Regions from separate parts of the Homo sapiens genome. Here all the other regions are linked to region 2. Evidence: chromatin loops called from intact Hi-C (ENCODE). Cell type or tissue: endothelial cell of umbilical vein. All regions are shown on one strand. Each heading gives the region's core, and the rest is flanking DNA. Links, peaks and the distances in the headings are about the cores only.

What was found. Peaks named below come from ENCODE experiments on the same cell type or tissue, not always from the same donor. Only the 100,000 strongest peaks of a DNase experiment are listed, where the experiment ranks them.
Region 1: it touches region 2 in a loop (4-fold over the local background); 5 of 110 quality-filtered maps call a loop at or near these places.
Region 3: it touches region 2 in a loop (4-fold over the local background); 21 of 110 quality-filtered maps call a loop at or near these places.
Region 4: a loop joins it to region 2, with 5 times the contacts of the local background. A loop is called at or near these places in 13 of 110 quality-filtered maps.

The regions. Positions count from the first base shown.
Region 1 is chr10:62,126,970-62,134,082 of GRCh38, reverse strand. No RefSeq gene overlaps it. Among named protein-coding and RNA genes, the nearest start is that of LINC02621, 130 kb to the left of the region's middle. RefSeq lists a silencer at 138-207. In endothelial cell of umbilical vein, for the core only: no CTCF peak of the experiment used is centred there; a DNase peak (open chromatin) is centred at 2,972; H3K27ac peaks cover 2,215 bases.
Region 2 is chr10:62,033,604-62,041,659 of GRCh38, reverse strand. All of the region lies in intron 4 of ARID5B (AT-rich interaction domain 5B), which reads right to left. Among named protein-coding and RNA genes, the nearest start is that of ARID5B, 140 kb to the right of the region's middle. RefSeq lists an enhancer at 422-481. In endothelial cell of umbilical vein, for the core only: a CTCF peak has its summit at 2,831 (motif pointing left); a DNase peak (open chromatin) is centred at 2,799.
Region 3 is chr10:61,747,798-61,753,280 of GRCh38, reverse strand. The region is part of intron 5 of CABCOCO1 (ciliary associated calcium binding coiled-coil 1); the gene reads right to left. Among named protein-coding and RNA genes, the nearest start is that of CABCOCO1, 88 kb to the right of the region's middle. In endothelial cell of umbilical vein, for the core only: a CTCF peak has its summit at 2,184 (motif pointing left); DNase peaks (open chromatin) are centred at 950, 2,160 and 3,860; H3K27ac peaks cover 725 bases.
Region 4 is chr10:62,430,554-62,436,215 of GRCh38, reverse strand. It overlaps a transcript of ZNF365 not described here. Among named protein-coding and RNA genes, the nearest start is that of ZNF365, 59 kb to the right of the region's middle. In endothelial cell of umbilical vein, for the core only: no CTCF peak of the experiment used is centred there; a DNase peak (open chromatin) is centred at 2,875; H3K27ac peaks cover 1,390 bases.

The DNA of each region.
Region 1 (7,113 bases), core at 1-5,000, 93 kb before region 2:
AAGTTCTGTACCCAAAACTTAAAGTATAATAATAATAAAAAAAACTGATAAGAAAGAAACCACAATGTTAATGGCAGTTGTATTTGGTTGGTGGGATTAGAGATTATAGCAGTTTCAAAATGTAGTTGCAAATTCTGTCACACTCTTCACAGCTACAGAAAGCATCTGTGCCCCTTCTTTTTGTATGTGGTTAGTCTTGAGACTGCTTTGACCAAAGAGTGTTGTGGAAATGACTCTATGTGAGTGCTAATGCTGGTTAATAAAAGCACTTGCACCATCTGCCTTGGTCTCTGGAACCACTCACTCTTGGAGTCCTCAACTACCCTAACACTACCTACCATGCTGTGAGAAAGCCCAAACTACATTGACAGGGTCTCCAGTAAACAGCCCCAACACAGCCCAGCCTTTCAGTCATCTGGGCCCAGGTGCCAAGCATGTGAGTGAAGAGGCTTCCACCTGAAGATGGTTCCAACTCCCAGATGTTCAGTCTTTCTACCTGAAGTTCCAGATATCTTGGAGCAGAAACAAGACATTCCCGTATCACCCTGCCTGAATTCCAAAGAATCTATGAGCATAACAAAATGGTTGTTTTATGCCACTAATTTTGGGATGGTTTGTTATTCATCAGTGGAAAACTGGAACAGATGTGATGTTTATTCTTTTTATAAGTAAGGAAAAAGTAAACAAAATTTTTAAAAAGCAGGACACATTTTGGGAGGCCAAGGTGGGCGGATCATAAAGTCAGGAGTTTGAGACCAGCCTGGCCAATATGGTGAAACCCCATCTCTACTAAAAATACAAAAATTAGCTAGGCGTGGTGGCGGGCACCTGTAGTCCCAGCTACTCAGGAGGCTGAGGCAGAATTGCTTGAACCTGGAAGGTGGAGGTTGCAGTGAGCCAAGATCATGCCACTGCACTCTAGCCTGGGCTGTCTCAAAAAAAAAAAAAAAAAAGGCACACAGTGTCAGCTGCTTCCCTCAGTAGAACTTTCATTAGATGGGAAGAAAGAAGAAATAGATTGTCTCACCCCTAATGGTCTTTCATATAAGATGTGTCTAATACCTCCTACCTGCCATCATATAAGAGACACCTAAATGTACAGGTTCCAAGGTAGAAAGTGTGTACAGGTTCCAAGGTAGAAAGTGCTTGAAGTAGTGGGGGCATGATTTCCTGCTCTGTCTTTGTAGGGCTAGCCAAGGATATGATGCATTTTCCAGTTGGAAGACAGCTTTAAAAAGCCTGGAGTTGACTTCACAATACACTGAGTATGTAGCACACTGCCCCAAAAAGTCATAACTCCCTCCAAAACACAACCACAGTTAATCAGAATGTTTGAAAAAGTCAGTTCTACTTAATAAAAACTTATTAATCCAGGGTTAAACAAAAACCCTCTTTGCAGAAATCTTTCTAATATATATGAGTTTAATTGTTAGGATAATGGTAGCTGCTATAACAAACCCAACAATGTATAGTGACTTGAACCCAATAGAAGTGTCAGGCATTCTTACTCATGTAACTGTACTGACAGGGTGACCATTGTGGTGGGCCATCCTTCCTCCATTAAGTCATTTGAAGGCTGTATTACTCTGTTCTCACATTGCTATAAAGAACTACCTGAGACTGGGTAATTTATAAGAAAACAGGTTTAATCGACTCACAATTAGGCAGGCTGTACAGTAAGCATGGCTGAAGAGACCTTAGGAAACTTACAGTCATGATGGAAAATGAAGGGGAAGCAGGCACATCTTACATGGCCAGAGAAGGAGGAAGGGAGAAAAGGCAGAGGTGCTACACACTTTTAAACAACCGGATCTCACGAGAACTCACTCGCTATCACAAGAACAGCCAGGGGAAAATCTATCACCATGATCCAATCATCTCCCACCAGCCTCCTCCTCCAACACTGGGGATTACGATTCGACATGAGATTTGGGAGGTGATATAAATCCAAACCATAGCAGAGGCCTATGCTGACAAAGGCTATGCCATCTTCAGCACGTGTGGCTTCTAAAATCACTCCGGCAATTTTCTCCATTTCTGCCAATCGCAAGGGGAGGGAAGAGCACCTAAAAGGGCTTATGAGAGGTTTGACTGACCAAGGGAGGGAACAGAACACATTCCTTTCCATTGGCTAGGACTCGGTCACATGGCTTTCCCTCATTATTAGTGAGGCTTGGAGAATTCATCTATTTGTGAGCCCAGGAAGAAGAGAAAACAAATTGTGGTAAACATTTAGCAGTCTCTATGACAATAGTCTGTATGTTGACTGCAAAGGTGGATGAACAAAACCAAGCCTCCTTTAAAGCAATACAATCTGGCAGAGTCCCTGGGTTATCATTCTGAACATAGATGCTTATTGTTCAAGAGTTAAGAAAATTAGCATGACTGCATTCCAGTTCTATAAATTTAATCTTTATTCAGCATATTGTCATCCACATGTCTTAAAAAATAAAATAAAAAACAAAAAACCTAGTAACTACGTTTTATATAGCAAGGAACACTCATATATATCACTTCATTGTATCCTTACAACAATCCTGTGCAGTATATGTTTTACTCCCTTTCTTCTATGTTTTGTATATAAAGAAATGAGCCCCAGGGAGTTGAATGGCTTGCCCCAACTAGTGAAGCTAAAACTCCAATCCAGGTCTTTTTATTTCCAAATCCATAATCTACAACCATCTGTAGAGAGTTATAATTAAGAGATATGAATGGTCAGGGCCTTTCCATTTCAGTGCAAGTCTGCCCAGCTCCAACTACCAGCATCTGCCTCTCTTTGCTTGAGGACTTCCTCTTGCTGCTAGAGGAGCTAAGCCTCAATTAATAAGACAAGCGTTGTAGTATAAATATCTCAATTTCTTGACCTAGGGGTGAGCGTGACTAAAGTACATTTTTACACTGACTCCCAGAGTTCCCCAATAGAGTCTAGCTCCAGTTACCCTCAGTGGTGACTTGCTCGATAATGCACATTTTATTGGCTGCCTTCCCTTCCCTGACTCACTTTCCTGCTCCCTTGTTGGTATTTCCTTCACCTCCCAATAGACTTTTTTTGCACTTAAATGCTTGTCTTAGGGTCTATTTCTGGGGGAACTCTAAGACAATTGAGTTCCTTGGAAACAATGTTTCTTGCACTTCCTAGCACTCATTACCATTGCTAGTTTAGTCATTAGGTGTGATCTTAATATTGGAAAACCTTTTTCCTTGTCCACAAAGACATAAATTTTAAAAGATATTAGACCTTTGCCTTTTTGGTTTTCTTTGACATTGAATAGAAATTATTTTTACAATTGGTCTTTTTAAGTTCAAATATCATTCATATGCTACAAAACTCACCATTTTAAATCGTACAATTCAGTGGTCTTTAGTATTTTCACAGAGTTAATGTAACCATCACCATTGTCTTAGTCCATATTCTGCTGCTGTAACATATTACTACAGACTAAGTAATTTATAAAGAATAGAAGTTTATTTGCCTCACAGTTCTGGGGCCTAGTAAGTTCAAAGGGCCATATCTGGAGAGGGCCTTCTTGCTGCATCATACCATGGCAGAAGGCATGACATGGTGAGAGAGGGTGAGACTGTGTAAGACAGGGTGGAAATCAGGCTGAACTCATCCTTTTTAGCAGGAACTCATTCTTGGAATAATTAGCCCACTCTCATGATCTATTAGTGAGGCCAGAGCCCTCATGACCTAATTACATCTTAAAGGTCCCACATCTAAATACTGTTACATTGGAGATTAAATTTCTAACGAACTTTGGAGCAGCACATTCAAACCATAGCAACCACTACATAACTCCAGAATCTTTTCATTACACCAAAAGAAAACCCACACCTTCTACTAGTTACTTTCCATTTTCTCCTACCACTAGCCTCTGGCAATCAGTTAAGTAGTTTTTTCTGTGTGGATTTGCCTATTCTGCACATTTCATATAAATGAAATCATTTGACAGACGGACTTTTGAGCCAGGTTTCTTTTAATTAGCATATTGTTTTTAAGGTTCTTAAATGTTGTAGCATGTACCCTCTTTATGGCTGAACAATATTCCATTGTATAGATATACATTATATTTACGTATTCATCAGTTAATGCAAATTTTGAGCTATTTCCACCTTTTGGCTATTATAAATAATGCTGCTATGAACATTATAAATAATGCTGCTATGAACATTTGTGTACAAGTTTTTGTTTGAACACCTGTTTTTAATGCTCTTGGATATATATCTAAGAGTGGAATTGCTGGGTTATATGGTAACTCTATGATTAAACTTTAGAGGAATTGGCAGACTGTTTTCCAAAGTGGCTGAACCATTAGACATTCCCACCAGCAATGTAAGAGGATTCTAATTTTTTCACACCTATGTCAACACTTGTTACTTTTTTTTTTTTTTTAGTTATAGCCATCCTGGGGAGGTTGAAGAGGTATCTCATTGTGGTTTTGATTTACATTTACTTAATGACTAATGGTGGTAAGCATTTTTCAAATAATTATTATATATTTGTACATCTTCTTTGAAGAAATGTCTGCTAAAATTCTTTGCCCTTTTAAAAATTGGGTTATTTTTCTGTTTTGTTGAATTGTCAGAGCTTTTTATATATTCTGGATCCTAGACCCTTATCAAATATTTTGGTTTGCCAATGTTTTTCCCCATTCTTGGAGTTGTTGTTTTACTTTATTGGTAGAATCTTATGTTTTCTTCTAAGAGTTTTATAGTTTTAGTTCTACATTTAAGTCTTTGATCTATTTTGTGTTAATTTTTGTATATGGTGTGAGGTAGGGCTTCAACTTTATTCTTTTGCATGTGTATATTCAGTTGTCCTAGCATCATTTGTTGAAAAGACTGTTGTTTTCCCCACTGAATAGTTTTGGTATCCTTGTCAAAAATCAGTTGAGCCTGGCGTGGTGGCTCGTACCTGTAATCCCAGCACTTTGGGAGGCTGAGACCTCAGGTGGGTCACTTGAGGTCAGGAGTTCAAGACTAGACTGATCAATATGGTGAAACTCCATCTCTACTAAAAATGCAAAAATTAGCCAGGCATGGTGGCAAGCGCCTGTAATCCCAGCTACTTGGGAGGCTGAAGCAAGAGAATTGCTTGAACTCAGGGGGTGGAGGTTGCAGTGAGCCAAGATCACACCACTGCACTCCAGCCTGAGCAACAGAGTGAGATTCTGTCTCAAGAAAAAAAAAATCAATTGACTGTAAATGTATGAGTTTATTTCTGGACTCTCAATTCTATTTCATCGATCTATTTGTCTATCCTTATGCCAGTACCATACTCTCTTGACACTGTAGCTTTGTAGTAAGTTTTGAAATTAGGAAGTGTGAGTCCTCCAACTTGGCTCTTTTTTTTTAAGATTGTTTTAGCTAGTCTGAGTCCCTTGCATTTTCGTCACAGCTGCAGTTCCTTAATGTCTCCTGAAGAACTCTCTAGCATGTACTGTTCTAGCTGAGAAAACCTGAGTCCATGTATTTTCTAAGAGTAGCTCTTGTAATTAGGTAGGAATTGTGTGGCTCCAAATATCTGCTTCACTGGCAGAAACTTAATTATTATACCTTTATTTCTTTAACTCAGAGACTTTTGAAGGACCACAGGAGCCAATCAGGCCAAGGCACAAAGGGAATTCAGGCAATAATCCTGCTGAAGGGTTCAGAGGCAGTCTTGTTAGGGTCACAGATTTCAGAGCTCTACCACTGCTTTCTGTGTGCCTTTGGGTTATATACTTATTTAAAGATCAGTGTCTTCATTTTAAAAAAAGAGATAATAATATCTACCTCACAGAATTATTAAGATGATAAATAGGATCATATATTTTAAGTGCTCAACAGAGTAGTAGACGGAAGACCTTGAATTATCTTTTTAAAACTGACTCTCTTGTTCCAAGCCAGATAAGCTCAAGGGTCAGGAAGTGGGACCTGTGTGTGTACCAGGAGCCCTCCTGAGCCAATGTCTAGACAGGCTTGTGTACCCTGAGAGGCTCCTGCAGTAGGGACTAGAGCCAGGGAAACTGGGCAGAAACAGAGGCAGAGGTGAGCAAAGGAAAAGGAAGAGAGCTTCCTTCTAGAAGTTTCAGAGTTAGGAAAGACGCAGGAAGGGAGAAAGCTGATGTGGCCTTACAAACCAGATTGGAAGAAAAAGAATTCAGTAGCACTAGAGAAGGAAGATCCATAAAGAGCCTTCTGCCTTGTGAGTTCTTCTAACCCAAGAAAAATGTTAGCAATGAAGGCTTACACCAACACACATCAGACACTTTGGGGTTTTGCTTGTCTTCCTCAAGTACTATATTATATAATCTTACATAAACTGTAGGAGGAAAATCAGGTTAATGTTGATTTTGGTTTACATCTTCATTTATTCACTGGAACTTGCCTGGGACCTGACACTTACTTAAAGATCTGGCTCATGGCTAAGCCTGGCTTTGGATTCTTGTGAGACCACACATCACCACTTACTTACTGACACAGCAGTCAGCACTCAGCTCTCCTTCTCCAGTAGGCCACATCTCCTGATACGAAATCTAGGTTTGAATGTGATGCCAGCTGCCTGGAAGCCTTGAGAGGTGTCCTAATGATAGAAAACTGCATTTTGGCTCATGCTAACACCCATTTACTTTTATTACAGTTACAGAGATCTATCAAGGAGTCTGAATCTGCATCTGGTCTCAATAGGAAGAATTAGTATTGATTAGCTTTGGGAATGGTAGTATACAGTTATAAGTATAGGGCATGATTGGCCATTCTGGGACCCTGCAAGAAAAATGCTTATTAAATTAATAATTAGGCTGGGTTCAGTGGCTCATGCCTCTAATCTCAGCACTTTGGGAGGCCAAGGTGGGTGGATCACTTGAGGCCAGGAGTTCAAGACCAGCCTGGGCAACATGGCAAAATGCTGTCTCTACAGAAAATACAAAAATTAACGAGACATAGTGGCATGCGCCTGTGGTCCCAGCTACTTGGGAGTTGCAGCGGGGGATGATCCTTTGAGCCCAGGAGGTCAAGGCTGCAGTGAGCCAAGATGGTGCCACTACACTGTAGCCTGGGTGACAAAGGACACCCTGTCTCAAAAAAATAAAAATAAAAATAAATTGATAATTAACATGCTGTTTATTCCAT
Region 2 (8,056 bases), core at 297-5,296:
GGATTAACATGGAGATATTTAACTTATGACATACTTGGATGAGTATGTCATGGGATACATTTTAATATTTAAAAGACATACACATAAGAAACAGTTATCAAGTGATAGGCTCCCAATTCTTTTAAAAAGATCCAAAAAGGAATTTGTACAGAAAGGGGGCTTTTCACTCACTTTGTGCTTTTATACCTTTCAGAAAGAATAATGTGAATAGTAGGATAGTCTTTTACTTAAAAGTAAAAAGATGACTATTTTTGGTTGTCTGAGATTCGGAGACATTTTTCTTTGTTCAGGCAAATCCCTCTCACCCTTCCTCCCTATGAGGGCACCAGCACCATCCCCAACTAAGTACCTCAGTGGTCTCTGAGCTTCATTTGTTTGTGCAGGTACCGGAGCCAAGATACTGGAAAATGACTTTAAAAACTCTTCTGTGGTACCAAGAACCTCATGCAAACTCACAGATTGTATAGAAGAGCGTGTGTCTTGGAGCAGGGTGGGGTGAGGGTACAGAATGAGAAGAGCTTTGGGGCCTGGAGTGGGCGTGGAGAGGCAGCAACAAGGTTGATAATACCTGGTGACATGTTAACTAAGGGCAGATTATAAGCCGTGGGGCAAGCTAGAGTGATCACTCAATTGGAGGGAGGGTTTGTTACACTATAGAGAAACAGCACACAGATACCATCAGAAACCCTAATGTAAAGCTAACAATGAACCCAGAAGAGGTTACAGCTTCTTTACATTTTTCACTGTAAGATAAAACATTTCTATGACTATTTAGAATTGCTGTGTCTGATACAGTCACCGCTAGCCACGTGTCCCTTGAGTATCTGAAATACTATATGTCAAGTCCAAATTGAGATGTGCCGCAGTGTAAAATACACACTGGATCTCCAAGACTTAATACAAAATAAAAGTAAAATATCTCATTAATAACATTTTATATTGATTGCATATTGAAATGATAATATTTTGAATATACTGGGTTAAATAAAATATATTATTAAAATTAACTCCACATGTTTCTTTTTACCTTTTAAAATGTGGTTACTAGAATATTTTAAATTACATGTGGCTCACATTATCTTTCTCTTGGGCGATGCTGGTTTAGTCAATAATTCAATGTTATGATTATAGATATGTTCTTGGAAATATGTGTTAAGGAGCAGACAGAACAAGATTAACATCTGAAGCTAGAATAATCAGCAAAAGTCACGATTCAATGTTTCAATACATTTAAGATTTTATTCACTGTTATGGAGGGTAGTCATGTAAAAACGTTATATATAGTTATATATACACATTACACACATATATATATATATAATGTTATAATAGTATCTAAAAATTTTTCTTAAGCTGAGGTCTCCCTTCTGTAAAATTCAAATCTGGTAATCATTGACTCAAGGCTACTAAATGGCCCTGATGAAGATGTTATTTCATTAACTTTCTTAACTAAGATGTCAAAGTAAATGTTAAGCTTTGACAACAGACTGGAGAAGAGACAGAAAGAGAGAGAGAGTGAGAATGGAGAGAGAGAGGGGAAGGAACTAGCTAATTATTTATTTCATGACTTGTTCTCTCCTGCTGTCAATATGGGTCGGGTATAATGTAAGCCATTTTCATCATCCAGTACAAACTGAATAGGAGAAAATGGAGCTGGAGTGATTTTAGTTGCTTGGAAGTAGACACTTCTTAATCTCCAACTATTGAGTAAGTTAATGGTCTGACTTTTTGGACATTTCATCTGAGAATAAATAGAGAGGTCAGTTACAGTCAGGCCTAAATGCAGGGGCATAGCCTCATTGGCTTTGCCAACCTGCTTCAGGTCCCATTTATGACAAAATATGAGATTATTCATTGAAGACTGGCATTCCAATAAGCCCAGAAAAGTTGAACAGAACAAAAAGGTTTGAACTCTGGGGGCAGGGAGGAGAAACATTCTTTCCGCAATCATTCTTAGCACCAAAAAACCATCAGGCATCACTGAGAAGGCGGCTGCCCGGTGCTCAGTTTGCCCTGTGTCCCATCCTCCCAAACAACTTGTTATAGTAGCCAAAATCAAAGCTGATTCCCTCCACCTCCTCACTTTTTGATTCCTGTGGCAGCAGCAACACAGAAACCTAACTAGACATTAACAGCCCTCCAAACACTACATGCCAATCAAAAGGCTGCACACACATGGTAAAATGGGTTCCTATGGTAAAAATAAAAGAGCAACAATGGTGGCTATAGAAAGAAGCTTAGGAAATATTTTCTTTTCTTAGAAGGCAGTAGTTGCTGTAGCATTTAAGGCAGTAACATGCAGAAAGGCTTAGACCAAAATTTCTGCAACATCAATGAAACATGCAATCAATATCATACATTCTACTGTATCATACTTATATTGTACTAATTTTGATGAAATGATTGGGCGGTTTCAACCTATGTACCACGAAGCAATCTGCACACCTCTGGTATGTTTCTGATATCTAACTATAGAAGTATTTGTCTTTGTCCTCCAAACTCTTTTATAGCACATGGTATGCATATTTCAGCATCCAACATTATTAACTCATGAGCAACTGTCAGTTGATGGTTATCTAACACATGGGGTCTGCACAAAAGGGATCCTTATTTGGGCAAAAGCTCTTGTCTGCACCAGTCTGTCTATATTTTCCCTCAGAATAACTTTATTTGGATCATTATTCGCTGTTAGTGGAAACTCGGAGGCTGCATGTATGGCAATCGGAAGGTGGAGAAATAAATCCTTAACAAGTTCAAACACTTAGCTGATATTAAAACCATTTCTAGCTTTGTTAGCTGAAAGCAAACGCTCCATTGCCCTCTCGTGGTGAGTCGATGGGATGCGGTGGGACGACCAAAAAAACCCGCAGAAACTAACAAAAGAGTTTACTCCAATACAGGTGACAACATTCATCTTGGATAGAAACAGCCACAAATGACAACCTTATGTTGTTTTATATGTTTTAGAATTTACATTTTCAGCCCTCTTATGTGGAGATTGGACAAGGTGGGGTAGGTGGGGTTTGTAATATGGAAATTAGAACTTTGTCTTTCTGCAATACAATGACTTCACTATATTTACAACCATAGCTGCTATATATGTGGCAAATTGATTTTTATGAGATTTAGAAACTTAAAAAAATCATGCTCACATTTTAAAAGCTCCTTTAAACCAAAAATAGACTGATGTTCCAACTGGTTTGGAATTATAGGAACCAAGGAAAGAAGTCTGAATAATTCCCTAATATGGAAGAAAAACTGGCTTTTTTTCTTTTCTTTTTTTTTTTTTAAATAAGGAACAGTTTGTTTCTGACAATAGGCAACATGTGGGACTTATAGAACCAAGTATAGGTACAGAATTTATCTTTCTATATTGTCTAAAAATAAAATTTTAAAAAATTCTGAACTCCAAATTTAATAGTCAGTTACCCAATTGGGTATTTATCTTTTAAAAACACCATTTAAAATTTCTGCTGTATGCCTTTCAACAATTTCCTGCCTAACAGGCCCATCCCCAGAAAGCAAACAAACCTGGTATTAAAACAGACTGAAGAGCTTAAGAGAAAGCTGGGGGAGAAGTCAGGGCAAAGTACATGAGAACATAAACTACTTTTTTAAATCTTACTACCAGTAAATGTACCATTTTTCTCTTTTATGTGTCTTCTCTTCAGATAAAAGCCACTCCTCCAACCAGCATTACAGAAATGCTCTGTATTTTTATAATATGATTTTAGGGGCAGATTAATCTCAAATTGGCTTTTCCACTCAAATGTGGAAGTTCAGTTTTGCAACAACAGTTGTTTGATTTTGTCTTTGAATTAGCAAAGTTCTTAAAGTAATTTTACTATAAAATTAAACAGCTGGGAGTTCTTTAGCAAAACATGACAACTCTTGTTCTTCTTTGTACTATTGTGCAAGCTGAAATACCCTTTCTTTCATGTCTTTATATTCCAAAATGAATTCCCTAGTTACCCTTGTTTAGCTTTAAGAAAAATAATAAAGAAGGGGGGCGGTTTTTGCTGACCTCTGAAATTCACAGGCTTTTAAGCACAGGGCGTTTACACAAGGTGCGTTCTCAAAGGGCTTTTGTTTAATTCCTATTATGGAATGAAAAATGATATTTTGCCCCAATACAATGCCAATCTTTGTGTACGGCAAAGCTGTTGACAAGTATTTCTGTGGAGCAAGGCATCTTATGCCGATTTCGCAGATGGGAAAACTGAAACATCTCTAAATGGTGAGGAAATATGGGACTAAGATGTTCATAGAGGCTGGAATTAAATTTAGAATTTGACTCTTAGCCCAGGACTCTAACCATGTGAGGGCCCTAACTCTCTGGAATCAACAGAAGGGCAATTTTAAAACATTCTTTTGACGTTATTAACCACAGCCTCGGGGCTCAGGGAAATGAGTGGGGGAGGGCCTGGAAACATAATACAGAGCTGCTAGGTGACAGCCTCTTGCAACATTGCTAATACTTTGGATTACTTGATCCATATTGCCGTATATTCTACTAATATTCTGGGGCTTAATGATTTCCTTTGTATCTTAAAAAATTAGAGTCTAGATTCAAGGGCTAGTGTAGACTGCTTCTTAAAATATGGAGCCGGAGAGTCATGACAAGACAAATTGTGGAAAGCGGTTCTTGGCTTTTCACATGAATCTGGAACCAAAGATCACTGCTAAGAGTTGGTGAAACCATAGATGTTATGCCAGTAGGATTCGTCATTGGAGTCATTTATAAAATGATGGAATTCCATAGCTTTAGGAAAACCTCGGGCACCAGCTAGTCATTCTCCACATCAGAAAAGACAGGACCAGAGAGCCTGCCACTCGCCCAGAGTCACCCAGTGAGTAGCAGAGCTGCGACAGACTCTGGTTTCTGTTGCATGAGATCAGCAGCAGAGCCTTGGCAGCAGATGGTTTTTCAATGGGCCCTGAATACCTCCATTTGGGTCTCTGCAGGGTGAGCCCTGTCATCCCAAGACCATGTTACTGAAACACACTTTCCAAGGAACTGTAATTAATAAAGTCAAATGGGAGCTGACAAGGACATTCCCACTGTGTTCATATGCCAAAACATACAAGCAAGAAAGCTCACTTGGAGTGCATGAAGCGCAGGTCCTTCTGGCAGGACTTCTGTGCACCATACTCCCAGCTGTTTGCTCAGACCCAAATGTGAGGTACTAGCAGCAAAACACTTGCAAAGCCATCAGGAAAGTGCTCTGGCATTGGGCGTCAACAACCGCCACCTGCTTGCTAGGCTGGGCTGAAAAAACAAAGGAGCCCTCCTGGGGGTGAGGAAGGGCTTTGGGAACTCAGGACCTCTGGGATCAAGAAGAAATGGACCACAGGCCACTGTGCTAGGGAGCATCGTCCTCACCTTCTAGCAGTAACTCATGCCTCAGAGGTCCCAAGCACATTACACAGCTTTATACCTGTGTGCCTTTGTTCCTGGGCTTCCTCTGACATCGATACCTTTTCTTTTTTAGCTTTTCTCCCTCCTGCCCTAACTCCTCGCTTAAAAGCTTCCTTGGCCAGGTGCAGTGGCTCGCGCCCGTAATCCCAGCACTTTGGGAGGCTGAGGTGGGTGGATCACCTCAGGTCAGGAGTTCAAGACCAGCCTGGCCAACACAGTGAAACCGCGTCTCTACTAAAAACACAAAAATTACATGGGCATGGTGGCGGGCGCCTGTAATCCCACCTACTTGGGAGGCTGAGGCAGGAGAATTGCTTGACCGTGGGAGGCAGAACATGAAGTGAGCCGAGATCGTGCCACTGCACTCCAGCCTGGGTGACAAGATCGAGACTCTGTCTCCACCCCCAGCCAAAACAAAACAAAACAAAACAAAAAGCTTCCTTACTCTCCCTCATCTCCAGCTGGGTGAGAAAACCCTTGTCAATACCTGTACAAAGTATGCTTTGGGTTGGTCGTGGTGGCTCACACTGAGACCAGCCTGGCCAACATGGTGAAACCCCGTCCCTACTAAAAAATACAAAAATTAGCTGGGCATGGTGGCAGACGCCTGTGATCGCAGCTACTCGGGAGGCTGGGACAGGAGAATCACTTAAACCCATGAGGTGGAGGTTGCAGTGAGCTAAGACTGTGCCACTGCACTCCAGCCTGGGCAATGAGTGAGACTCCGTCTTAAAATAATTAATAACAAATTTGAAAAAATGCAAAAAACAAGCATGCTTTGATCCTGGCACCTGGCACCCTGTACTGAAATCATCTGGTTAGTGTACCTTACCACAGTCTAAAGAGATTATGTTGGTCTTGATCACTGTAGCATCATTATAGTAGGTGTTCAATAAACGTTTACTAAACAAATGCCTCCCTCTGTGTCATGTTTTGAAATCAGTGTCTGGTACTACTTAGTAGAGTCTGGTAAATGTTTGTTAAACTGCACTGACTGCTCATCCCACTGGAGAACATAAATGCCGCTAAAGAGGGCCAGGTGGCTAGGCTATCCTTGATGGTTCACCTTCCTATCTCCAGCACCTTCCCTAGGTCACCATCACCATTAATAAGGGGAAGACATATACACCCACATTGTAATGCCCACTGTGTAACTCTGAGACCCAGCTATTGTCAAACACCTAAATACCTAACAGAAACCCACCTTGTCTGTGGACACACAGATCTCACCTGTTTTGCCAAGACTCTCAAGCCCACCGGGCTACTGGCTCTCCTAGAGAGCCCCTACAACAAGAAAAAGTCAGCAACACCTAGGAGAAAAAATTTCCCTGGGGAAGATGGCAGACTGCCTGGTGAGGATTCCTTTTTTAAGGAACCCCATCTCTGCAGAGCTGCCTAAAAAAATGTGCCTACCGATGAAAGTCTGAGCAAATCTGTAATGTAGAGATTACATTTAAATTCCAATAAAGATTTTTAACAAAGATCAATAAAATAGGAGATTGATCTGCAGTTCAAAGTTCCCAGTAATGGGATAGCCTAGAAATTTCATAAATAATGCTTTTATCTTGATTGCAAAATAATCCCCTGCCACAAAAACAAGGCAAATCAAGGTAGGAAATTGTTCAGCGGGAATTAAAATGTCACACTTTACACAGAATAAAGCGTTGCAATCACCAGGGAAACACACATGGCAAATGTGTTAACACAAAATTACATATATCACTTAATTATATAAGCGCATAGCTCCTGAGTAACCCATTAGCTAAACATGTCAGCTGCGGTTAAATATATACATGCAATATTTTTAGCACAGAGGGGATGTAACTATGTCAGGCCTGGCACCATAAAGCCTGAGATGGCAAGTGCTATTAAACTGAGATGCAATCATGTTGAAAAGGAAACATTAACAAACAGCAGACAATTGAGAAGAAAATACAGTGAGCTTGTGTTCTACTACATGTGCTTCCAAAACCTTATATAACTATTCATTGTCTATTTCATCTGGCTTGCATCCCAGGTTTGTTCTATGCTATACTAATTTTATAATAATAAACTGCTATACCAGTTTTATGAAATCATGCACACAGAGAGGTTGCAGATGACATTACGTCTGATTATCTTCACCAGAAAAGGACGACATCCCGAAATTAAACATAGCCTCATGCAAAACCATCCGCTCCATTTAAAATGGCCCCTTGAGTTTCCTTCTGAAAAAAGATATGTCATCTTTCCTTCCATCATCACAGCACTGGTGAAGTTGGCAAAATTGCTGTTGGAGACCCAAGTTTCATAAGAAAGTAGAGAGGGCACGGGCTTTGAGAGCAGGCAACTCTGTATTCACTTTATACATAAGGCAACTATATGACCTCGGGCAAGTCATCATCTCTCTCCGGGCTGAATTTAACCGTTCGTCAAGAGAATTATATGCCCATCTTGAAAGATTATGATGGGTAAGGAGTATCAATGAGGTAACATTAGACAACATGGCTTGCACATTATTTGGCACACTGAAGACACTAATAAATGGTGAATACCATTATTATCACTATTATATGCACGGACACGTGGAAGTAATATTAATACATCATTTCAAGCATTTCAAGAGACCAGCAGTTTGCTGGTTGGAGAGTTACTGAC
Region 3 (5,483 bases), core at 1-5,000, 290 kb after region 2:
ATAAAATATTTCAAACAATTCTAATCATAGATTTTTGGTTAGTTTCTTCTAGAGCGTTCTATTTAAAATTGAGGTGTTTAATATTTAAAAATTTTATTTTATGGACATTGCATTTTCATTACATATTATGACAGCTTATATGAAGATGAAGCTATTTCATGACTCTCATATTAGAGAATACTCTTTTTGAATAAGTACCGATAATTTGCAGAAATCATATGAGATAATAAATTATAATGGTTAGAACAGAAAGAAACTACAATGGAAGAACTCTAGGTCCTTGGTTCGAGTCTTTCTTTTTTCATGCACTTCCTGTTGACAGTTGAAACTACCTGAATAGGAGGAGGCTGAAACTATTTAGATAAAGCTATCATGTAATTTACTTAACTTCAAAGCATACTGATTGAACTGCACTTCAGTCCCGAAGTCCACAACTGAAAGTGGGGGCTAAGCTTCTTAAAACCATATTCGTTTAGAAATAAAAAGCTTTGGTGCTAAATTAGAATACTTGTAAAGTGCTATGAAATCTTTAGAGAAGTCAACCTAATATTATTATTTCTGACCTCTTAGAGCCAAGATGTCTATTTTAAGTAATCTGACATTAAAAATGTGCTGACAAATATAGATTTAAAAAACAACACAGGAAGTTGTAAATCAGTTGGTAACCCTTAGCATCAAGGAAATAAGAGACCACGAAAATGCAGTCATTTACTTTAGTCAACCTCAGCCTTAATTTTTAACTAAAGAAATTTGCAGAAAGCATGATGTTTACGTTTAGATATTTTATTCATAGTTTGTGTGTTTCCCTTTTCTCCAGTAGGCTCATAAATTATTACCAGGAAACATGTTGTTACAGTTATAAATATTTCCCTCTCTGCTTAGCTCTCCCTAGCCCCTACCCTTTTTTTTTTTTCCTTTTTTATAAAAAAGTCTCACTTAGTGATTCTTTAACCGTATTAGGCACTTTTCTCTGGTCAGCAGGCAGGATTTTCTTGCTTTGGAGGAAACTACTGCCAATTAGTCATATGTGCTTGGCATTCTAGAAACAGGACACTTTCAGTGAGCACCCAAGCCCTTCCTCCTAGGCAAGGCAGCCTTTTATTCCATATATGGCAGATGTCATTATTTCAATGACCTAAAGAAGCATGTCTTCCCTTATACAGAATGGGTCTAGGTACTCTAAGTTTCCCTGGCTTTTCTTGAAATCTGAAATCTTAGAAATTAACTACAAAACTGATTTTGTGGACAACGGTGTACATAGCAATACATGTTCTCAAAAGAGACCTTTCACCTACAGTCTGCGAATCATACTAGTTTAGTTAAAAATAAACAAACTGAAATAGCAGCAGCTCTGAAAAATCTAGGTGGTATCTTGATTCCAGATTTGAATGTTCTAAAAATGTAGATTTTTTTCCCCTTAAATGTGTAGTCAGAGTTCTGGATTGGCTCTGCTGCTCAGTTGAGAGTAGGTCTGAGATGTGGTTTCTTTGTTTGTAAAATTAGGGAGTTGGACTAGGTCGTCTCTAGTCCAGCTACAGATGTTGTATCTTATGTTACTAAATTTCAAGTGGCTTTTTCTCTATTTATACAAAACTCAAAGTTGCTTGCCTGTGTAGATCCCCAGATTCAGTATTTTTCAGTCACGATGTAGAAGAATATTTGGAGTACACATTTAGTGCTTACTGGAATCATTGACAGGCTGAAGCTTGTCCATTTATTTTTCCTTAATTACCTTCCCCAAACCTGCTCCTCCTCCAATTCCTTTATCGTTTGGTGGCATCACCAGCTTCTCAGTTACTGGACTCAAAGCCTTGCAGCTGTCTTCAGTTATTCCCTCTCCCTTGTCCCTAACATTAAGTCAGCCATAAAACTCATTGGGGGCACCTGCTGATGCCTGTCCCACCTGTGCCCTTCTATTTTTTGAAGGATTCAACTCCATGTTCTTGCCTTCACAGATCTCGAGCTCCAGCTGTACTAGACCACTCACTCTTTCCCTGCTTGCCCAGTGCTTGCAGCAGAGTGGGTGCTCCATAATTGTTATATGAAAAAAAAAAAAAAAAAAAAAAAGAGCAAGGCAAAGCAAAGCAGAGCGAAGCAAAGCAAGGGGTGGAGGAAGCTGTGGTCTCAGCCCTGTATTGCCTGTGCTGCTCCCTCTGCTGGGGGAGCTTTTCCCTGCATCCTGCCAGGCCATCTCATCCACCTGGACTTTCCACCCAGCTCAATCAACTCTGTGAAGTTTCTCGTCATCGCCCTTGTGCTCGCAGAGTATCTTGCTTATTCAACTTCATAGTATTTGTCACATTGGCCTTGAGTGACAGCCAGGTAGAGTGATTTCTCGCCATTGTGTGGAAACAACTCGAGGACGTGGGGCACGTCATATTCATCTTAAGGACCCCTAGCTCAGGCCTTTATACACGGGGGGCATTCATTGGATGTTGAGTATTTCATCAGAGTATCTATCCATTCATCTAAAAATCTTCAGGGCTGCCTAGTTTGTTAGACCAGCTACAAGTCAGTTTAAATATTTTTCTTGAAAAACGGTAACACTTGGAGAAGCAAACCTAGTCATTGTATTGTTGCATCAGTGCAACTATCTGTATTTCATATCAATGGAGCCCTAGAGTATTTGTTTGATTAGCAGAATGCCAAACAACCAGACAGATTCTCACTGATTTGACTTCATTGATAGTTACTATTAGTTTTTGGAGACACAGTCTTGCTCTGTTGCCCAGGCTGGAGTCCAGTGGCACGATCTCGGCTCACTGCAAACTCCGCCTCCCAGGTTCAAGCAATTCTCCTGCCTCAGCCTCCCAAGTAGCTGGGATTACAGGTACCCGCCACCACGCTAGGCTAATTTTTGTATTTTTAGTAGAGACAGTGCTTCACCATGTTGGCCAGGCTGGTCTTGAACTCCTGACCTCAGGTGATCCACCTGCCTCGGCCTCCAAAGTGCTGGGATGACAGGCATGAGCCACTGCACCCCTGGCCCAGTAGTTATTTTTAACTGACTTATCATTAAACTGTTTTTTAGACACAGTGTAGTTTAAAGCCATAAAGAGTTCCTCAGAGATACCATACCCCTCACCTAGCTCCTAATGAAAGTAACATCATGAAGCAAATTTCTAGGAGGGCTGATAAGTTGCCTGACTCTAGGGGCCATGATTCACATTGCTTTCCGTGAGCCTCCTCTGGTCCCCCACTCACAATACAATGTGAAAGGTACCCACTGGAGTTGTTCAATGGGGAGGCCCTAAGGTCAGTGCTGGCCACCATTTGGGAATATAAACTGTGATGATGAAAAAAAAAAAAAGCAGCTCTCATTTATTGAGAACTTACTCTGTGTTTGGCATTGGGCTAGTTAGAAAGCACGTTATAAATAGTAGGTCCTTCAAATCATACTGCATTGGGAGGAAAGGTTTTATTGACTTCATGTTTTGAGAAAGAGCCAAAAGCTTAAAGAGGTTAAATAACTCAGCCAATGCCCCACAACTAGAAAATGGAGAATTCTATCAGAAATAGAACCCGGATCTATCTGACTCTGAAACCCACGCACCTAACTTTAGGGGGAAGGGGAACCCTAGTAGTTCATTATGGATTCCAAAAAATGTTTATCTCTAGTTTATATGTGAGGAAATACAGGTTCAGAAAAGTAAAATGACATGTGTATACTAGAGTTGTGAAAGCAGGCATTCTCTGATAAATTCAGAAAGAGAATTTGTTCACTGGCTCTACATAGTGTTGGCACTAACTACAGTGCATTGTTCCAAAATAAGTCAATGAAAGTCAAGAATGAAAGGTTGAATAGTTTTTAAAGATGGCAAGATATAAAAAGCATTGCGTGCATAAAGAAATCTGAGAACACGCTTATTTCATTTGTGTAAACAGGAAAGCGTAGGGGCATCAGTTTGCTTTTGGCCACTGTTTTCATTGGAATCACAGTTTTCTCTAGGAACAGGCATGCAGAAAAACAACCAATAACCTAGACAGTTAAAAAATACATAGAGGAATGAGGATGGTCGTGTGACCAAAGCTCCTGTGATTATTCTTCCACTGTGCACTGTAATGTGCTTTAAATCCATTTCCATATTTTTAATTAACACTTACTTGCAAAAAACTTTCTGGAGGCCATTTAAATCACAAATGGGGAAAAAATAAATTTACTTTTATCAGAAAATTGACTATAGACTATTTTGGTGGCTTTTATTATTTTTACATATTAATGATTAAAATTAAATATAGCCCGATTGTTCACCACAGAAGGCAGTGAAATAATTTTCATGGCTGATATAATTTTAAAGTCAAACCTGGGTGAATAAGATATTAGTTCTGTTGTGGATGAGTCTCATTGTCCATCCCGAGGCTCTGATTCCTGATCAGACCCATCCATTTCATAAAAGGAATTATACAGCTGTACCAAGTTACTCTTCTAACAGAGGCCCAGGGGTGCATTGGCTTTTTCTCAACAGTGGTCCCACAGGGCCTAGAGTGCTGCTTCTGCCCTGTGGATTTTAGGCACCTATTTTCGTGGTTTGAATAATTTATTTTTTTGAGTGGGAAACAGAGAATGCGATCTTACTGCACAAATACTATTTTAAAACTCTAACACCAAAAAAGCTGTATCATCTGCTAGGTCAAAACACTGTCATTGTCACTAGTCAAAGGCATAACTGCAGCTCTCTGAGGATTCACATTCATTCACAGTTCTGCAGCAAGGGTCACAGTTTCCTTGTCTAGAAAACGGCCATAACAGTGGTCACCCACTGCGTGTTTTCTTCAGAGGACTAAATCAGTATGTGGAAGGTACTCACACAGTGCCTGGCATGTAGAAAAAGCTTAAAAGTGTGAGGCTTTTTGTTTTTTAAATTTCCATGTGACATATTTATGTCTACAACAATGCTAAACAAAACTCTCTGAGGGTAAGGACTTGGTCTGTTTTGTTCCCAACTTCACTGCCTGGCAGGTAGCTAAGAAATAGTGGGAAAATAATAAATATTTACTAAAGAATTAAATGTAGGAAATAATTGTAGTTTTATATGGTCAGTAAGTCACTATCTATTGCTATTTTCCCCTGTTATATAGTCTCTTAATTAATAGTGCCAAATTTTAGGGTTTTTTTTTTCCCCCGTATCTCCCTGCTCTTCACCTCCCCAATACAACCTATACATCAGGCTGCTCCTCATCTGGGTGTCCAGTCCTGCTCCTTGGCTTTTCCATATTCATCCTATGCTAATGGTCTTCCAAAAAGTGTCCATGCTAGGTGAAGTTATGTAGAATGAATTGATTGTGGTGATAAAACTGGAATATTAGGATGAGTATAGCCTATTATCTGATGAGAGAGTTATTCTGGCCAGGAAAACTTTTGAAGGGTCGTTCTGGTTTTCACACTTGCATGAAGACAGCCTTGATGTGAGGGTTTGCTAAGGAAGCTGGTGAATCTGGCCCAGTATGTTAATTTACTTGATTCAGGGAACTTCCCAGTATTT
Region 4 (5,662 bases), core at 14-5,013, 390 kb before region 2:
TGCCTGGTGGGATTGCCAGTTACACGCTAATTATAGTATCTTTTATAATACATTAGATGGTGGTGGCTCCTTTATATATATATAAGTGAAACTCACAAAGACGTTCAGACCAGTGCATCAGTAAGGCTGAATAAGAAAGAAAAGTAACAGTCTTAAAGTATTACGGTATTACAAAAAAAACCAAATACCCATGAAGTAAAAATTTTGAAGAGTCTCAGGTGTGAAATCCTACATTCCAAGCATTAAGTTAAAAGGACAAAATACCACAGAACTGTCAGAATGGGTAGCCTTCTTTTGCACCAATGCTGAAATATCATTTTTTATACAACTAGTCTTTTGCTAGATATTTCAGATAATGACATCAAATTTGAGTAGGCTGTTTATCCACTTTGCCTATGGGGAAGAGACTGGTTTTTAAAAGAAATGAGTTTGTTTTCTTGTTATGGAAGAATTTAGGCATTGCCAGAAGTCTGGATGGAAATGTAGCTGTAAATATCCATGGTAAAAATAATATGCATGGTAGCTAAAAGAATGGATGAGAATTGGGATTGATTTTTCATTTCTGATGATCAAGCCATTATAGATCTCCCTTGATTGGGAACAAGCCATTTTTCCATAGTCTTTGTCAGATGATATTAAAAGTCTATGGTATCTTGCTATTATTGGCCGAGTGTTATCCTTTAATCTCCTGAAAATGGGCTACTAACATTCTGCAGCATTTAGGGTGGAGAGCCTTGCACTATTCCAGATCTCTAACCTTTTTCATCACTTAAACCAGAGCTAGTGTTGAATACAAAAGGACTCAGATAAATATATCTCAGGCATGTGTGAGGCAAAAAATGAAACCTTCTTCTTGGGAGTATTATTCAGAAGGTTAAGTTTATCAGAAAAAAATTTACCTCCAAACGCTAGACCTGGGTGCTGGTCTTGCCATTTCCTTCGTCAGTCCTTTATCCTCCCTGGACCTCAATTATTTCACCCACCAATGCAGAGACACATGCTCATCTGTGAGTGAAGAAGATCATGTCTAAATAGTCCTTCCCAAATCTCAGCAAGTCCTATAAACTAAGATCTTTCTTAGTCTGTCATTAGCCAGTCATTCTTTAAGTTGGTTTCTCTATTTAGTTTCCAAAATACCCCTTTCCACCCTCTGAAATGGTCTTATTTATTTGTCAGATTTTATTGTCTATCTCTGCTTCTGGAATTCAAGCTCCATGCATTCAGGAACCCATCTTGTTCATTGCTGTATCCAGAGGGTCTGAAACAGTGTCTGATGCATGGGAGGATTCAAGAAGTAATGTTGAAGACATGAATAAATAAGTTTCCTCAATAAATAATACTGAATACTAAAAGAAGAAATGTATGATTGATGAGTTTTCACTCTTCTGAATGAGGTTATTCTAATGTCCCTTGTTAGCAGATGACTTTGTGAGAAGAGATTAAAACAGCTTAAGGAGGCTGCCCAGAGCTTGCACTCTGCAATGACAACACTAATTTTGTTCTGATTTCCAGTATACTTCCTTGCTTAGGGGAGAAATGTCCTATTTCACTGTCCTTCTGAGGCAGGCTTTCCTACTTCAAGTGGAGCCGGTTCCGTGCAGTCTTCCAAGTAGGTAAAGTCATTGACTGCTTTCAGTGCTTTCCCTGCTAGTCTCAGTCCCACCGACATCTAATTATATTAATATGCCAGAGAGAAAATGCAAGAAGGCTCTTCATTCTAGGATGAATGAATTGTTCAGGCCCTTCCTAAGAGGAAGTATCAATTTAGAGCAGGGACAACACACAGTCCTTGAGCACCTGAGGTTAAGTATACCCACAAACGTTTGTAAGCATTGTGATAAAGTTGCACATTAGCCCCACCAAAACCTCTCCACCCATCAGTTGATTTGTTTTTCATTTGATTGTTGTTTCTCCAATTTACAGGGAGAAAAAAAAAATAAGGTTTGCTGTGTTGAAGCACCACTGAGCAATCTTAGACCCGAAGCATATCTTACTGATTATCTAATTCAATGTTTCCCAAACTTGTCTGAACAAAAAAATCACCCAAGGTGCTGGTTAAAATATCAATTCTCAGGCCTCACCCTGCTGATTCGGATTCCGACAGGTTTGGGTGAGGCCAAGTGCATTCAGATTTTTTTAACACGTGCCCCAGGTGATCCTTATGTTCAAGCAGGTTTAGGAAACACTAACACACACATTTTCATTTACTAGCAGAAGAAACTAAGTCTGAGAAAGCCCTGAAAGTACATCTGGGTCACACAGCTCACTAAGAATCTTCAGTTCCTGGACCTGGATTCTTTCCCTTGTACCAGCCTGCCTCCACTAAATCTCCATCCCACTAAAAAACTATAAAAATACACACAAGGAAACTAAGCACCCCCAAAACGCCTTAACTTCCTCTGTATTTCCAAATGAAAATGTTAGCTGACTTATTTCAATATTTCCTTGTTGTGAAAACATTTTTTTTAACTCCAATCATAATGTGTGTTTGGCCTGGATTGGGGTCCAGGATTTAAAGGCAAGCTCTACCGATGCCATCTCAGGATGCTCTCAACCTGACTTGGAGCTCTGTGGAGTTGACCTTCTGCTTCTTAAATCCAAATCTGGATCGTCATCAAGTATCACTTGGTTTATCTGGTGAGTAAAGAATCCAGCGAGGTAGGTGTTCAGAGCCACTTTTTCATCATCAGGAACTAAAAGCAATTACTAATCTGTTTTCACTAATGCAGTCCATCTGTGCATGAGCAATTTGTGTGGTTTTCCTAAGAAGGACATCATATTCTCTGTTTTTTTAAATGCTTAATACTTGCAATCAGAGGGACAGAAATATCCAGCCAGCCCCAATTCTTATAAAACAGAGCTGAAAGCAGGTGATTCAGCTGACTTTAGATGACTCAGCCCGCCTCGATGGCCAAAGTTGGTGAGTCATTTGTCTACTGTCTGAGAGAATTCATTTCAGGAACCCAAATTTCAGGGGCCTCCAAAACTCATTAAACTGTTTAGTAACTCATTACTTCTATTGGAGTTATTGTAGCCTTTCCTTTACCTCAGTTTTTATTCCTGTTCAAACAAATCCAAATCAAACTTCATATCAAGCAGTAGGTTCTACAAGGAACAGTCCATGATCTAGGATGAATTTGAAGTTCCTTTTGGTTTGATTTCCCTGATAATCTGAGTTTTTAGGGAAAACCCAAAGTGTGGAGTGGTTTTGCTGTGGACAAATCCTTAAGTTTGTTAAATCTCATGATAAATGAAAAGTGAGAGGAGTTAATGCCTAATTTGGGTTTACTGGGAAAGATCTCCATGTACATTTTAGGGCTTTCAAGAGAATATTCTGGGGACTGAAACTTTTTCATATTATTTGAGATAAAGAAGTGGTCTTCTTCCTGATTTTCATCAATCTTACTGATATATTTGGAAATCTTTTAGGGCCTGATACTTATCCTAATTGGCTCTTGCAAAATTGCCCGTCTTCTGTCATTATAATAATGGTAATAGTTGCTATCATTTGTTGTGCATTTACATTTTACCCAACATCAGGCTAAACTGAAAATATGGAGGTATTAATATACTCACAATGGTCTTAAAAGGCAGTGGTCTTTTAAAAGATTTCAAGGTATTAATTGTTTAAGTAAGGGGCTTAGAAAAAGAACCCAGGAAATGTCAATGGTCAATCCATCTGTGCTAGGTTTGTAAATACTAAGGTACCCATTTCAGTGAAATTCTTCCTGGAAATCAGACTCCAAGACAGAAAAACAGAAGTCCCTCAAACTATAGGAGCAGCCCTGACCTGCTGTCATTCCTAAGGTTGCTTCCTGCTATGGAAGATTGAATTCAGGGTTGAATTAACAAAGTATTGGCTCAAATTACTTCTGAAGCACATGAGTAAAATGTCTGGGACCAAATGATGGAGACAATATGGGAAACAAGAAACTGCTCTCCTAAAAACTGCTCTCCTAAAATATCTTATTTGCCCCTCAGCTCCCAGCAATGCTAATCCGGACAAAGGCTGGACCCCTCACCTCCAGAGCCCATGTTCACAGGGCCACGGCTTGCAGGTTTAACCTGCATCCACTCATGAACAATACTGCTGGAAGTCTCAAGTGGCAGACAAATCACAGTAAACCAGACTAAAAAATAGCTTAAACATCTTCCAACACTTTATTTTTACAGATGTGAAAGCTGGGATCCCAAAAAGTGATTTGCCCATGCTCACAGTATGTTTTTGTGACCAACTGTAAGTTACCTCAGGTCTCTCATTCTTCTTTCAATACCAAACCCTGCCTTTGTCAGTTTTGGATCTCAATATCACTATTGGAGTTTCTATTTGCATTGGGTACTTTAAAAAAAAAAAGGCAAACAAACAAACAAACAAAAACCCAAATGCTATTTAAACCTCTCTACTTAAAATGGCAGACTGGAGAACTTATCAGATGGCTGTTTTTAGGAAAATCTTTCTTAAAATAATACCCATTCTTATCCTATTCTTATATCCAGAAGCTCATCCTCTGTCTTGCTTTGTCTTTGTCAACAAAAGATTATTTTGTTGTGCAAACCCTTTTGCCTAGAGGCTCATCATAAACATTCACTCCCAGAAATATACTGAGATCTGCATCGTGGCATTGGTTGGAACCATCAAAAATAGGGTAGACCCATCAGTAGGAGACTGGTCAAAAAAGATGCATTAGACTATGCATTAGACTATTAACAGCATTAGACTATTAACAGCATAGACTATGTTGCTGTTAAAAAAATAAGAGGAAAGATCTCTACTTATTGATATAAGCAAATGTTCAGGATATGATATGAAGCGAAACAAGAACAGGATGCATGTATGTAGGATGATTCTGTGTGAGTTTGTTAAGTGTTTATATTTATATACACATAACTTTGTTTCTGCATAGACAATTCTGGAAGGACCCTCAAGAGAAGTACTGTTTTTACTATTAGCATTATTATTTGATAAGAATTTCTTAAGTAGGAAGAAAGAGCAGGGGGGAGAAAGCCACTGTGTTTCTTTACTTCTAGGGCTGTTGGCCAAAATTAATAGATTTGACCTATTTGTAAAAAGAAGTTAGTCCTCCCAGGCAGGGCTGCTGGAACTACAACCAGGGAAATGTGATAGAGACAGATGGTGAAGCATTTGACTTTTACCAACTGCTTTGGTTTTCCCCTTTGGCTAAACACATTAAGAGCCATTTGAAAGGGAAACACTATAATTATACCATGCATGACAGATATAAACAGCCACAAAATGATAGTATTAGATTCTTAATCCTTATTACAACCTCCTTGAAGATCGGTGTGATGGCCACTCATTCAGGAATACACCTAAAGACACACCTTATTTGTCATATTACATCTTGTTTGTCAGGTACCTTATGTTTGGTGTTCAGCAGAAAGAAAAATAACGAAAGAAATTCCACCCAGCAAGCTATCCAGGTTAGCTAAGCATTTGCATAGGCTGGAAACATAGCCAATGTCTCTTTCGTCTCTTTCTCCTTCCTGTTTTGGCAGCTTGCATTTTGATGATGGCTGAGGAATGATTGTTTACAAAAGTTGTCACCAAAATACCATTTCCTGTTTTCTCCAGGGTTGGAGTTTTATGGCAGATTAAGTTTAAAACCTCACAAGGGTCCATTCCATTCTATTTTTATTATGT